Regions from separate parts of the Homo sapiens genome. Here region 1 is linked to region 2. A link is a contact called in ENCODE Hi-C or POLR2A ChIA-PET data. All regions are on one chromosome and are shown on one strand. Each heading gives the region's core, a stretch centred on a gene start or an enhancer-like site at or near the end of the contact. The rest is flanking DNA. Distances are from core to core; before and after follow the strand shown.

Evidence for each region. Hi-C counts contacts between places; a loop is a spot of excess contacts on that map. ChIA-PET counts read pairs that join two places held with the same protein, here RNA polymerase II (POLR2A). Pooled maps may share reads with other maps.
Region 1: a loop to region 2 is called in a pooled map, with 8 times the contacts of the local background. The contact joins the enhancer-like site here to the promoter of KLF3-AS1 in region 2. A Hi-C loop is called at or near these places in 2 of 168 maps with a recorded cell type or tissue (endothelial cell of hepatic sinusoid and endothelial cell of umbilical vein) and 2 of 50 pooled maps. POLR2A ChIA-PET finds 5 or more read pairs at or near these places in 2 of 52 experiments (H1 and endothelial cell of umbilical vein).

The regions. Positions count from the first base shown.
Region 1 is chr4:37,662,435-37,669,838 of GRCh38, forward strand. The region is part of intron 1 of RELL1 (RELT like 1); the gene reads right to left. Among named protein-coding and RNA genes, the nearest start is that of RELL1, 20 kb to the right of the region's middle. RefSeq lists a silencer at 1,173-1,467 and enhancers at 3,635-4,834, 4,117-4,674. Within about 2 kb of position 4,149, at least 21 of the 41 ENCODE cell types and tissues checked have a DNase peak (open chromatin) inside an H3K27ac peak, as active enhancers do; they include endothelial cell of umbilical vein, where a contact is called at or near this core.
Region 2 is chr4:38,663,037-38,670,401 of GRCh38, forward strand. It overlaps KLF3-AS1 (KLF3 antisense RNA 1), which reads right to left and starts at 1,857. Exons shown (of 16, transcript NR_171644.1): 1 at 1,758-1,857. It overlaps KLF3 (KLF transcription factor 3), which reads left to right and starts at 1,163. Exons shown (of 6, transcript NM_016531.6): 1 at 1,163-1,425. RefSeq lists silencers at 64-583, 614-883, 894-1,493, 1,554-1,903, a promoter at 623-1,425 and enhancers at 3,387-4,237, 4,238-5,087, 4,277-4,326, 6,734-7,303.

The sequences.
Region 1 (7,404 bases), core at 2,899-5,398, 1.0 Mb before region 2:
AATAACTGAATTTGGCTGGACAAAAAGGGAACAGGACACTCTTGACAGGCAGGAGGCTGGGGCACTCAGAGCATTCCTGAACCCCGGGTTGCTACCAGAACAAAGGACTGAAACTTGAGTGATGTCAATATAAAGAAACATCTTAAAAAAAAAAAAAAAGATGAAATCTAAATATTACCATCCCTGGCTTCAATTTGAACTGAAGAGAGAAAAATAACTTTGCAGAGTCAGATAAAGTCCCTAGCCTACTCCACACTGTCTCGGGTTTACCATTTGAAGTTATTTCTTAAAGCCACAGAACTCCAACACAGATGACAGCTACAGCCACCCCCATCCCCCCATCTTCCCCCACCTCCCACCTCGCCCAAAGCTCCGTCTTGGGAGGAAATTAACTCTAGGATCCCGGTGTCTTGAGAGGCCAAGGACCTCAACTTCTGGACTCTTCCAGAGTATCTCAAACAATGGTTTGCATTCAGGATACAACAGAAGGCTCATCTGACCTGGCCTCACCCCAGACTGGAGCAAGGTCAGCTTGCCAGTTATTTGCTTTGGGATACAGGCCAGGAAGCCACCAACTGTGCCTCTAAGACAGAAGACTGAGGAGATTCCCACAGACCCTCACTGATGGCTGCACACATCAGTGGGGTCCTCAGAGAGGGGCGTGAGGAAAAGCAATACCCGTGGGGCTCAAGGACTGGGAGGGCTCCCTGCTGACTCTCTCCCCATCTTCTTTTCCTGTTCTCCAGCCCCTCCCTCCCTCTTTCGCTGCCCCTCCTCCTTTTGCTATTTTTGGTGCTGTCCATTTGGGGACTTTTCCAAAGTCTTTATTTACTGATAGCACCGTCTGTCTCCTGGGAAGGGGCTGGGTGGCTGCACAACAGGAATGGAGAGAGCCTCTGACTAATGGCTCTTGCGAACCTTTAAAATTACACATTATGTCCACTCAAGAAAGAAATGGAATTCTGAAGAAGTCATTTGTTTGAAGTGACCTTAAAGCAACAGGGCTTCAGAAATCTAATATTTGCTTCAGATTATTTCTGAAAGGTGGTACGTCATAAAGAATGAGTTGCTACTTTAATTGTCAATCGCAGCATTCACACGGGGTGTTAGTGGTGTCAGGCAGTGTTCTGGATGCTTCCTGGGCAATCTCATTCTTCCCTCGCAGCATCTGTAAGGAAGCATCTCTCATTACCCCCATTCGCAGATGAGGAAAATGAGGCACACGGGTTCAATAACAAGCCTCGGTGTGTAGGAGGACAGGATCCAACCCAGACAATGGAATCCCGGGGCCCACACTCTTAGCCATGTTGCTTAACAGTGTCTGTAAGTGGCGGTGGCCTTGGGTTTTATCTAGTGACACATGCATTTAGGTGGCTTTGTTAAACTGTCACCAATGAACCACACAGCTGGGCTGCATACAGGTCAACATTCACCCACCCAAGGCCCTTAAACACTAAGAAGCTGCCTCTCTCCAATGACCCTATGATATACGATTAACACTGGAACTTGCACATATCTTCTTCTGGTGTAAAAATCATCTTCATAAAAAAAAGACTGAAGTCAGCTGTAGGTGAATGAAATTTGTAGTGGCTTCATTTTTTAAAAACCTTCATAGCACAAAATTTCCCAATATTAATTTTAACTGCAAAAAACAAAAGATCGACCGGGCGCAGTGGCTCATGCCTGTAATCCCAGCACTTTGGGAGGCCGAGGCAGGTGGATCACAAGGTCAAGAGATCAAGACCATCCTGGCCAACATGGTGAAACCCCGTCTCTACTAAAAATACAAAAATTAGCTGGGCATGGTGGCACGTGCCTGTAGTCCCAGCTGCTTGGGAGGCTGGGGCAGGAGAATTGCTTGAACCCGGGTTGAACCTGGGAGGCAGGGCTTGCAGTGAGCTGAGATCCCATCACTGTGACAGAGTGAGACTCCATCTCAAAAAAAAAAAAAAATCACTCATGTATAACTACTTCATCTCCCTCTATAACTATCATAAAGGTAAAAGTAAAAGACCTTTCTCTAGCTATTGAAAAGCACCTTATTCACAGATGCATGTGTTCACATTATTGCTCAAAAACTGTTATTCAGTGGTTGCCACAAACATAATTTGTACTAGCAATGTTAATTACATGGCATCTAAAAATCTTTCAGAAAAAATATTTAAAAAGAAAGGAGAGGAATAAAGAAAATTTTCAATCATACACATGAGATAGGGACACACAGTACAAGATATAAAAGTTCCCACCCAAATAACACACTTTTCAATGCACTTTCACATTCATTCTTTTATTTGAAATCCCTAATCCCAAGAAGTTAGGTAATATCATCATTCTGTAAATAAATCAGTGGCCTACATGATATCACTGGGTCGAGGCAGAGAAATGAGCCAAGCAGAAGAACCAAAGCTTAGGAGGACATTTTCCCCACCCACCTCACTACAACAGCGCACCACTCAGACATACCACGGTCAAAGGCAGGAATCCCAGCAGGACACAGAACTCGCCGGAAAACCCTGACTGAAGTCAAACACCTCTTTCCCTAAGTGGAGGTGGGGAAGTGAAGGTTTGTACCTCTAATCCCTAACACAGTTCCTGCAACACAGTAGGAGTGCCTGAAACATCTGCTGCAGCAATGTTATATGTGAAAGCAAATTCTCTCATTGCAGAAGGGCTCCTGGGTAATCAATCAAGTCCCCAAGTTCACAGTAACTTTATAAGCAGTTTTGTTAAGATCCTATTTGGTAGAACAGAATATCCAGTGTACTTACACCCCATTTGCCAAATGCCAACAGTTTTTACAAACATAAATAAGTAGATTCTTTTCAGAGCTGGACAACTGATACACCCCACTGCTTCACCCCCTTGTTGGGTAAGTCCTTTCTGAAGGATGTAAATATACCAGCATGCTCCTGGGTTCATCGAAATCAACAGAAGTTTCCAGTTTGCAAAGATCCAAAAGAAAGGCTATAAATAGCAGCACATTCCTAAACCCAGCTTGGGGAACTAGCTCTCAACTGGATTTTCACAGGACTCCAATTCATCCCCAACTGCCAGATCCATAAGGGGACGCTAAATCCGAGCTTACACAACCTCACCAAAGGCTACTGCCCAATTTCCACGTGGCTGCGAGTCCTAACAGAACTGTTCATGTATATTCCTTGCAAGAGGCCAACCAAGAACTAGGTTAGAAATTATTTAAACTATGGGAGGAAGTCTAAGTAGCAAGGGCCAGAAAAAAACCATCAAATAGGAGGAAACACGCCATCTCAGCCTGTCTCCAGTAGCAACGGGAAGAAATGGGGTCAAAGGGGTGCTCCTTTAGGAAATCAGTGAATTCCCTGAAGCTTACAGAGAGCTGGTGCAGGAAACCAGTCCTTGGGGAGCTAGATCCCTGGTTTCTGGGCACAACTGGCACCTGTCAGGGTTAGAAGTCCAGCCAAGTCATTTCTACCCTGCAGAATAGGACATAAACTAATCACATGGGGAAAAAATGGGTGGTGCTGAGCTGGCTGGAGGGAAGCAAGGGCGTCAGAAAGGAAGACTGGCCCAGCACCCGACCAGGCAGAGGGAGAAAGAGAGATGGTGACTGATGCCCCTGTGGAGTGTTGGGGGTTTATGATTTCCAGATCCAGGGCCTCTAGGATGCTCAACTACTTTACCACCAACTGCTAACAGCCACTAACCTTTACTGGAATTTTTACTTACATTATCATTTCTTATCTCTACAACTCTGAGATAGGTGTTAATATTAAACCCATCTTAGAAATGGAGATGATCAAGAACAAAGTATTGAAGCTGAAGTCACTCATCTGGGAAATGGCTGGGCCAACATTTGAACCAAGGTCTGTTGCACGCAGGGCCAACTCTGAAGCAAGACTACTCCCTATGAAGCATGGAAGCAAAAGCAGAAACTGGCTTTTTTCTTGGCTGCACTGTGTTCAATTTGTTTCCTAGCTGTGAAGCCCCAGGCAAGGTCAATTAGCATCTCTGTGCCTCAGTTTCCTCATCCATAAAATAATAATAGTTTCTAAGCCTTATATGAGATTACTAGGGTTTATCCAAGTTAAGACTTGATAAATGCTAGCCATTATTGCTGTGATTATTATTATCTGTGGTAATAAGAGCAAAGCAGTTGCTATCCTCACCAAGCTCACAGCTCAGCTGGGGATATAAAATCAAACATCCAGAAAAGGACAAGGAATCACATGAGCTGGGCTGGAAGGGGCAGTGTTAAATGTGGGGTGCAGAAAAGATAAGCCCTGGGGGTGAGTGAGCAGCGACCACACAGCACTGCTCAGGTGGTACCACAAGGCCAGGCAGGCACCCACATCCCCACATGCAAGCCAGTGTTTCTCTTCCTTCCAGGAACAGGAAGCAGATAATGACTAAACAGAGAACTACAAAAGTCCTAAACGAAGGGTTTTCCAATTAGTCACAGGTTAGGTCGGGCAATGTTCCTGCAAGACAGGCACGTGGGCTGGCTTCTGAGAACATAGGAACTGGAAAAGGAAGGTGAGTAAATGTTGAGCTCCAAGGATCTGTCCCGGCTGAAGTCCCCTGGTGTGAAGTCCCCGCTACTGCTGTTAGAGAAAGGGCAAAGTAAAGGAGGGAGTAGGAAAGAAAATAAAGGTCACTTCAGAAAAGGCAAACGAAGGAAAGATTGAACAGAAGTAACCAGGAAAACCCTAGACGTAGGGAAGTCAATGTTAAAGAAGAGAAATGAATGTCACTAGCATGAAACCCAAACAAGAACTCTGAAAACCAGTAGCAACCAGTGAGACACACAGAAAAAAATACTATTAATAATAGTCACATATTGATGTATAATGTGTACAGTTACTATTTCAAGCATTTTTCAGATATTAACTCATTTCATCCTTACAATAACTCTATGGGGTAGCTTCTATTATTTCCAGCCCCATTTAAAGATGTAAAACTACAGAACAGAGAGGTTAAGTAACCTATGCCAGGTCACACAGGTAGCAAGTATCAAAGGTGACTTTAATCCAGGCAGCCTGGCTCCAGAACTCCACACTCTGCTCCATTACTGCTGAAATGTGAGGGCTCACAGTTTCAACATTCAGTAAAAGTCCATGGAATGGGATTCTCCATAGCTCATCTCTATTATAGATACTACAGGGTTCACGTAGTAGAGTTAGAGAAGGTAGAAAACCTACAGATAATCATTATCCCTGTAACACAGCAATAAATCTACAATGACAGAATGGCATTTCCTAGTGAGTCAGTTATTAGGAAGAGAAGGTACATTTAAAAGTTACGTTCTTTCCAAGTCAATTTATCTTTTTTTTTAACCAAGTGCTAATTGTTAAAAAGTAATTCTGCTGCCATTTGTAAGATACAAAATTAAAATGCTACCCTGATCTACATATAACACTGATGAAACAGTTGGTTACTTCTCAGAAATCCTAAACTTCCTTTGCACTCTTAAAACAATAGAAACACTTTGTATGAAGGGATCAGATTTGTCATCACCCACTTTGTCCAAAATGATCTCAATTGTGAATGAAAAATGTTAAGTGAAAAAAAAACACATACAAAGCAGTATTTAGAGCTTAAATGGTCCCAGTTTTTATAAGAAAAAAAAAGACATCAAAATGTTATCAAAGTGGTAAGATTATAAGTCATTTTTTTTCTTTAGTGTTTTGTGTCTTAGCATTCCCCACATTTCCTTTTATTTTAATTATTCACAGTAAAATCACAAAATGTTTTTCAAAAAAGGGAGGAGGTATGCACAGAAAAAAAGGAACCCCCTCCCCCTCCCCCTCCCCCTCTCCCTCTCCCCTCTTTCCACGGTCTCCCTCTGATACCGAGCCGAAGCTGGACTGTACTGCTGCCATGTCGGCTCACTGCAACCTCCCTGCCTGATTCTCCTGCCTCAGCCTGCCGAGTGCCTGCGATTGTAGGCCCGCGCCGCCACGCCTGACTGGTTTTCGTATTTTTTGGGTGGAGACGGGGTTTCGCTGTGTTGGCCAGGCTGGTCTCCAGCTCCTAACCGCGAGTGATCCGCCAGCCTCGGCCTCCCGAGGTGCCGGGATTGCAGACGGAGTCTCCTTCACTCAGTGCTCAATGGTGCCCAGGCTGGAGTGCAGTGGCGTGATCTCGGCTCGCTACAACATCCACCTCCCAGCAGCCTGCCTTGGCCTCCCAAAGTGGCGAGATTGCAGCCTCTGCCCGGCCGCCACCCCGTCTGGGAAGTGAGGAGCGTCTCTGCCTGGCCGCCCATCGTCTGGGATGTGAGGAGCCCCTCTGCCTGGCTGCCCAGTCTGGAAAGTGAGGAGCATCTCTGCCCGGCCGCCATCCCATCTAGGAAGTGAGGAGCGCCTCTTCCCGGCCGCCACCCCATCTAGGAAGTGAGGAGCGTCTCTCCCCGGCCGCCCATCGTCTGAGATGTGGGGAGCGCCTCTGCCCTGTCGCCTCGTCCGGGATGTGAGGAGCGTCTCTGCCCGGCCGCCCCGTCTGAGAAGTGAGGAGACCCTCTGCCTGGCAACCGCCCTGTCTGAGAGGTGAGGAGCCCCTCTGCCCGGCCAGCCGCCCCATCCAGGAGAGAGGTGGGGGGGTCAGCCCCCCGCCTGGCCAGCCGCCCCGTCCGGGAGGGAGGTGGGGGGGTCAGCCCCCCGCCTGGCCAGCCGCCCCGTCTGGGAGGTGAGGGGCGCCTCTGCCCGGCCGCCCCTACTGGGAAGTGAGGAGCCCCTCTGCCCGGCCAGCCGCCCCGTCCGGGAGGGAGGTGGGGGGGGGGGTCAGCCCCCTGCCTGGCCAGCCGCCCCGTCCGGGAGGGAGGTGGGGGTCAGCCCCCCGCCCGGCCAGCCGCCCCATCCGGGAGGTGAGGGGAGCCTCTGCCCGGCCGCCTCTACTGGGAAGTGAGGAGCCCCTCTGCCTGGCCAGCCGCTCCCTCCGGGAGGGAGGTGGGGGGGTCAGTCCCCGGCCCGGCCAGCCGCCCCGTCCGGGAGGGAGGTGGGGGGGTCAGCCCCCCACCCGGCCAGCCACCCCGTCCGGGAGGTGAGGGGCGCCTCTGCCCGGCCACCCCTACTGGGAAGTGAGGAGCCCCTCTGCCCGGCCACCACCCTGTCTGGGAGGTGTACCCAACAGCTCATTGAGAACGGGCCATGATGACAATGGCAGTTTTGTGGAATAGAAAGGGGGGAAAGGTGGGGAAAAGATGGAGAAATCGGATGGTTGCCGTGTCTGTGTAGAAAGAGGTAGACATGGGAGACTTTTCATTTTGTTCTGTACGAAGAAAAATTCTTCTACCTTGGGATCCTGTTGATCTGTGACCTTACCCCCAACCCAACCCTGTGCTCTCTGCAACATGTGCTGTGTCCACTCAGGGTTAAATGGATTAAGGGCGGTGCAAGATGTGCTTTGTTAAACAGACGCTTGAAGGCA
Region 2 (7,365 bases), core at 607-3,106:
CTTTTGTGCCGCCCCGCTCGCTCGCAGCACCCTGAAGGCCACTGAGCTTAGGGCGCTAGGTCCCTAGAAGCGACTTGAAATGAGGGGGTCGCCAGGCCAGGCCCTCGCTCTGCAGGGGAGGATCCGACCAAAGTTTGCCAAGTTTCCAGGCAAGCCCAACTGCGCAAATGCCGCTTTTTAGCTCCAGCGGCAGGCCTGGCCCGTGGGAGTTTTGCCCCAGGGGTCTCCGGGCCTTCAAAGAAAAGTCCCACGAGGTGGGGGGCGCCGCCTGGGCCGCCGGCCAGGGGGACCCGTCGCCCCAGGGCACAAAGAAAGAGCGCGCCTACAGGGTGTCCCCTGACCCCGGCGACTCGGGGCCAGGGAGGCTCGGCGCGCCCCAGCGGCCGCTCTTCCCCTCCCGAACCCGCCCGGCCCACTCGCTCCTGCACCGCGGCCGCCTCGGCTCGGCTTTTCTCTTGCAGTGAGCTGAGTGCGCTCAGCCGAGGAGGGGCCGCGCCGCGCCGCGCCGGCCGCGGGGCCCAGCCCTTCCCGCCGCGCCCGGGGCCGCCCTTCCCGCTGGAGCCGGCTGATCGATGGCCCTGGCAGCCCGCGCCCCCCGCCTCGGCTCGCCCGCGAGCCCGGCTGTGTGTTTTGGAAGCAGCGCAGCGGGCCGCAGCCGTGTGACGCCCGGAGCGGGCAGCGCCGCCCTTCCTTCCCCCCGGGCTCGGGCGGCGGCGCGGCGGCTGGGCCGGGCGGGAGGGCTGGCGGGGCGCGGACTCCGGGGAGGAGGGCGCGGGGAGGGGACGCGGGCGGGGACGCGGGCGGGGGGCGGAGGCCGCGCCGCGCACGCCCAGCCCCACGGCCGCGCCGCGCCTCGTGGGACAGGTTGGGCCGGCGGGGCGGCGCCCGGCTCCGGGGAATAATGAGTGTCTGTCAGGCCGTCCCCGGGTGACTGGGCGGGGCGGGGCGGAGGCGGCGCGGGAGGCGGGGGTGGCGGGGGAAGGGCGCAGGGCGGGGTGCGTGTTTGCGCGAGTGACTCGGCCGACCCCTCCGGCGGCTGCCTCCACCCAAGTGGGTGGGGACCCGCCCAGCCCGGGCGGCCGCGGCGGCTCCCTCTCCCCTCCCTGACCCTCCCACCCCGGGTCCCAGCCTCTACTTACCCCGCCAGCCCCGGGAGGCTCGCAGAGCGAGCGGCGCCGGCGTCATGTGACTGCCCGGAGTTGGTGCCAGGAGCCAGAGGGGAGCCAGGAGCGGAGCCGCGCGGAGCCGGGGCCCGAGCCGGAGCGCAGCGAGAGCGCCCGCCGCACGCGCGCCCGTCCCCGTCCCCTGCGGCCGCCAACGCCGCCCGGACTGGAGCCCTGACATTGCTGCGCTCGGGGGGCTCCAGGCAGCCCGTATCGGGGCCTTTATTTCTCGTCGGCGGCGCCCTGCACCGCGCCTCGCAAAGTAAGTCCCGTCTCCCTCACCTCTGCTCCGCACCCTGGTCCCTGCCGCCCCCCTCCTCGGCCAGTCTGGTTTCATTTTTTCTCCTGGAGGGGGCCGCGGGGAATGGGTCGGGGGTGCAGCGCTGGTGTTGGGGGGGGCGCCTGCGGGCTTGGGAAAGTGTGGCGGCTACACTTAGCCGGGGTGGGGGCGGAGAGCAAGCAAGGAGGAGGGGGTCACGGGTTCGCGGTGAAAAGTGAGGGGTTGAGGCGAGGCACCGTGCGGACCCCGGGTGCGGGGGAGCGGGGCTGGCAGCGCCCGCCGCCGTCCCGGGCAGGGCGCGGGCGGGGGCTCACCTGTGTGGTCCCCGGCCTCCTCCCGCCCGCTCACGATTCCCTCCAAAGCCCCAGAAATCTCCGTGCTCTCCGCGTGTGGCAACGTTGTTTGGAGAAAGGTAGCGCCGCGGCCGCGCGCTCCTGCTCCTCCCCCTCCCGGTGCCCCCCCACCACCACCACAACCCAGGCTCCCGCGTCCTTCCCCTCCCCTCCCTCCGCCCGCGCCCCCCGCCGCCCCCCTCCCAGGACACGGCGCGCGGCCGCTCGCCCGCCACAGCAAACTTGGAGCAGTCTCCCGGCCCTCTGGAAAGAAACTTAGGGCAATTGGGATTGGAGGCAGCATCCCATTCTCGGTTCTGGAGCCCAGGAGCTGCCAGGGCGTCTGGATCCTCCGGGGCAGGAGAAATGAGCTGGTCGGGTTTGGAGAGTCTTCCTGGGGGCATGGAGAGAACCTGCCGCAGTGCCTGGAGCAAGGATTGCAGCGTGGCTGAAGGCGGAAGACGCCTTAGGCAACTGCCTGCAGCCGAGCCTGATGGGGACCCAGGGACAGATCCCTGGATCAGGACCCATGGGACCTACCTAACATTTCCAAGTGGCTTTCTTAGAGATGGCAGATGAGATCTGGAATTGTCATATTCATTTTTTTGGGCAGATAGCTACTGACAAGGAGAAGCACTTTTCTGGTTTAAATTTTATAGCAGTATACAATAATACTAGAAGAATGTGAATGAGACTTATTTTTAATAAGTCAAGTTAAACGGAAATTGGAAATTGCTCACCTTCTTGTATTTCACTAAAATAAACATTTTACACTTAACCACTGAATTTCTTACTCAGAATTTATGTTTCCATTAATATCACCCAAGACATTTTAAATATATTGATTATATTCTCACAAGAGTCTGGTATATGGGAAAAAGTATGAAGTGGTATTCTGACAAGTACCTGAAATGTGCCAGCAAAATCAAGTGGGGAATAGGCCAGTTGTTCATTATAGGTTTTTCCACACAGCAGTTTTGTGCTATCCTTTTCTGTACGAATTTGAGGAGCATTTTTATAAGAGAAATTCATCTGGATGATCTGCCTCACCCTAGGGAAGAAGACTTGCTTTTAGGGGAAAAAACAATCTGCTAGCATTAATATCTACAAATTTTTTGGAGTTAGTAATAGTGTTTAAGGAAAGTGTCCACGAGTGATTTCTTCTGGTTTGAAAAGAGGTATGTTAGTTGACCTTAGGCTGTTAATAGAAACCTGAAATTAGATGTTCGATTAAATTAAACTCCCTAGAGAAACTGGTATCTTCATTTCTGCAGTCAGTGGGCTTTGCTGCAGAACTATTTATTAGAAGAAAAAAACCTAATGTACTATCGGTAAGTTCAATGATGATACATTGTAAAGAACATTTAGCTTGCATGAAAGGGAATGCAAGTACAAAAATCTCAACATGGGAATAACAAAGAAAAGTAACTGCTTAGACCACAAAACCTTGTCAGGTACAAAACGACAACAGAGTTTTGCAGAAAGCTATTGTTTTATTCACTGCAAAGTTTCTAAATTAAAACCCAATCTTCTTGTTGCTATGGGCACAGTGATGCTCTTTTTTTCCTTTTTTTTTCTTTTTTTTTTTCCTTACCTGTACTTAGTCTGCACACACCACATTCTTAAATCTCTGATAACGTAAGCTTGAGTTAAACAGTCCTGGCTAACAAAGTAAAGAGAAATAATGGGAAAGGAACTGTGAATGGATTTTACTATCTTAAAAATAACCCAAAGGGAAAATAGACATTTTAGAATGACTTCTAGAAATTAGTACTCTGGTGTACAGATTGCATAATAATTTTTAGATAAATGTCAGGAACAGAATCACATTCTTAAAAGGCGAATTTCTATAAACGTGTGTATATGTTGAACAGATGAGCAGCTCTGCAAAGATGTGTATAACTGCATTTGAAAAAGACAGTGAAAATTTTGGGTTACTGTAGATGTCCCACAGTCTGTCTTGGAATTTAGTTCTGTGACTAAAGGAGGCTTACAGTTGCTCCAATTTTGGTTCTGTGGGGTACCCCAATTGTAATCTGAATTCCTAACAGCAGTGCTCTATCTTTTTTCCTCTTGATGCACTGAGGCTGAACCATAATCATTACCCTAACTCGGAATTTGATCTGAGCTAGGGACTAGCCATTGGAATGGGGCAGAAAGGGACAAAAGAAATCAGGAGGGAGGCTAGTGTTCATTAGGAAGGTCTCTGCTGCTTGAATATGATAAAATCACATTTCACTTATGATGTTTACTGTATGTGGCAGCTCTTATTTGTAAATAGGGCAGGTCCCCTGTATAAAGCTGGTGTTATTATTCACACCCGTAGAACAAACACCTCCACCCCCCTGTTGTTGTCTTAAAAAACTCCAGCTGCTCATGAATATAGGGTCAGGGAGGGCCGGCTAAATGTTTCTCTGTGCTTTCTCTCCAGCACAGCCAGCAGAGCTGTTTCCTGTTCTTTGTTTCAAGGCTGGGGTTTGCGTCATACATTCCAAGTGGCATATGTGTGCTCTTTCCTGTTTCAGGCTGTTTTCTGGTAGATCAGTAGCCCAGACCAGGCTGAGGTCCCTGCCCCTAAACTCCGTATCCCCACCCATGGAGTTATCATGTCTCTACACACTTGATATTGCTTAAGACGCCTGTGTTATGTCATAATGAGAAGTCAGTTAACCTTTTTACGTACACCCTTTGCTCCACTGCATTTGTCTGGGTGAATAAATGCTTTTACCTTTTTAAATTTTTTATTGCTAGATTGTGATTTGGGGAAACGTGGGTCCATCCTGGCAAAGAAACCTAAAGGAGTTTTGTTTGTATTTGTTTGTAATTCTTGTGTTGAAGTGGTTAGGGCGTTTGTTTTAAGATAGGCATTTTGCCCTGAAGCTGTCAATTTTGGATCAGGATTAACACCTTACAGTTTAGAAGACCTAGCATTATCTGAAAGATGTGGCCCACCCTCGTTCACGTTTAACCCAGGCTGCTCCAGGTGGCTTCCGTGGATGGAGAATTTAAGCAATGTTGGCAGCCTGGCTTTAGTTTAAGTCTTGCTTATGTTTGGAAGGAGAAATCTTTAGAAAAATCATTGAAGCAAAGCCTAAGACATTGAGAAAATCCCGGGATTATTTCTTTTTAAGGACAAAGATTTAAATATCAGGATAATGTTTTAAGGACAAAGATTTCACTGTGCAATATTCTACACCTCATTTCCAACCCGTTTTTAAGAATTAAAAAGCTCAAAGGAGAACTGGCATTAACAAATTCATTTAATGCTAGATTGTTTGGAAAATTTTAATCTTCTATTTTGAAAACAAGAAGAATGCTCTTCTCATTTTTGTTTTACAATAATATTTTTCATTTTTTAAAAATATTCTATCAGTTGTGGGTTAATGAATTTCTAGGATAACTATTTAAGACCTGCCTTAATATTAGTTTTCTGTTGGTTCTTGAGAAACTAAGATTTAAGGAAATATTTGCTTGAAAAAGAAAAGTTTTGGAAAGTGCTTTTGTAAACTTACTTGGGGATTTTTTTTTTTTAATCAAAAGGAATCATCTACAGCATCTCTGTGGAATTAATTTAAAGAGTTGCTGAAGCAGCAAATCAGGCTCTCTTCTCCCCAAAATTGATGATAATGGTGCGTTTTAAATGTCACATTCCACCACATTCTTTATGTATAAATGGAAAATATAAAATATGATATTAAGAGAGTTATTAGTATCAAATAGTTGGCTACTGATAACCTTCTATGAAAAAAGCTGGGAGTTTTAGAAGTCCCAATAACTTCTTTCTCCTTTGGGAAAAGCAGCTGGAAATACTTAGCTGACCTGTAGGACAAGAGACTTTTAAGCTTAAAATTCATAAGTAACTCCAATCGAAGCAGGTTTTTTTGTTTGTTTTGGTTCCAAAGTTGTTAACAATCTAACTAGGTTTGGTAAACAGAGTCTTTATTTGGCTTTCCCCAAATTCTTTCTTCTCTCTTTTGCAGGGAGATGAAGTGGTTAATAGAGATAATTAGGGTCTAATATATTCTATCAGAAAAAAATTCTGCAAGCTTCTAAATGCTAAGCTGAATAGTTGGGGAAAATTATCCTATCTTATAGTTGCTATGATTACCAGAAAGATGGGAACAAGAGTTTTAATTTCTTAACCATATAAATCATGATTCCTAATTTAATTTCATTGTGTCTCCATCGCCCCTTGAGATACTTGCCTTCTTAATATTTTCAAATCAACATTTTTGCTATAAAACGACAGATTTCTTAGGCAGCATTTCTTGTTCTCTGTTTTCACACCCAGTTGAGTTTAAGAAAAATAAAATACACACAACCTCATTCTTTAAGGTACTAGGAATTACAATTACATTATTCTGGAACTTGGATTCTTTCTGAAGTGCATCATTTATCATTGGTTCTAGCTTTTTAAAAAAGCAAATCCCTAGAATCTTAAAACAATTGATATCTAGTTTGCTAGTATGTGATATTCTAGTCAGAATTCCTCTTGGGAGTGAGTTGGAAGAGGGTTATGGTGGTCGCTAGCATTCTCATTTTCAAGACCACTCTGTTCCTTTCTTAGACCATGTTTCTCATCTTAAGCAGTCATGCCCGAGCTGGAGACAGGAAACCAGACAGCAGTCTGCCCTGATAAGGGACAGCATTGTCTGAAGGCGGGGAATAGCCCTGCTTTTACCCCCAACTCAGCTCTCTTTGCTTGAAATTTAGTAGTCATAGAAGAGGCACAATGCTGTTGACAGTTTCTGAACCAAAACTAGGATTCATTTCTTCCAAAGCAAAAAAATAGTGTCCTCGGCCGGGCGCGGTGGCTCACACCTGTAATTTCAGCACTTTGGGAGGCCGAAGTGGGTGGATCACCTGAGGTCAGGAGTTCGAGACCAGCCTAGCCAACATGGCAAAACCCCATCTTTACTAAAAGTACAAAAATTATCCGGGCGTGGTGGTGGGCGCCTGTAATCCCAGCTACTCAGGAGGCTGAGGCAGGAGAATTGCCTGAACCTGGGAGGTGGAGGTTGCAGTGAGCCGAGATTGTGCCACTGCACTGCAGCCTGGGCAACAAGAGTGAGACTCTGTCTCAAAAAAAAAAAAAAAAAAAAAAAAAAAAAAGATGTCCTCTTAACTGGCCTTGTCCTTATTCTGTAATGAATGTGACCATATTCTCTGGAACAGTAAGAAAATAAAAAAATGATCTGTGCATTTTGTATCCGTTGGCCAGAGAGTTTGTAGTAAAATTGTTTCTTTAGCAAAACAGGCTCCTGGAGGTTTTTGAAACTCACTCCATTGTGTCGGCAGGCTGAATTCATTATCATTTCTCCATCTAATTATTTAGAAGGGCTGGAGACAGAAGAGAGCAAGTTAAGTGGCCCTCTAGCCCATGCATTTCATGTAACCCCTGGGTCTGGCTCTTACCCTGTTTCCTGTAAGGGGGCGCTCCCTGAGGCAGACCCTTTGCAGGAGGACCCAGAATTGCCCTGCTTAGTCTGGGACATCCTCAGGATGGTTGCCAGTCTCTGGAAGGCTTGTGGATCCTGCCAGGGATGGCCCAGAGCTAGTCTCAACCCAAATCAGTGGAGTTTGGCCAAAT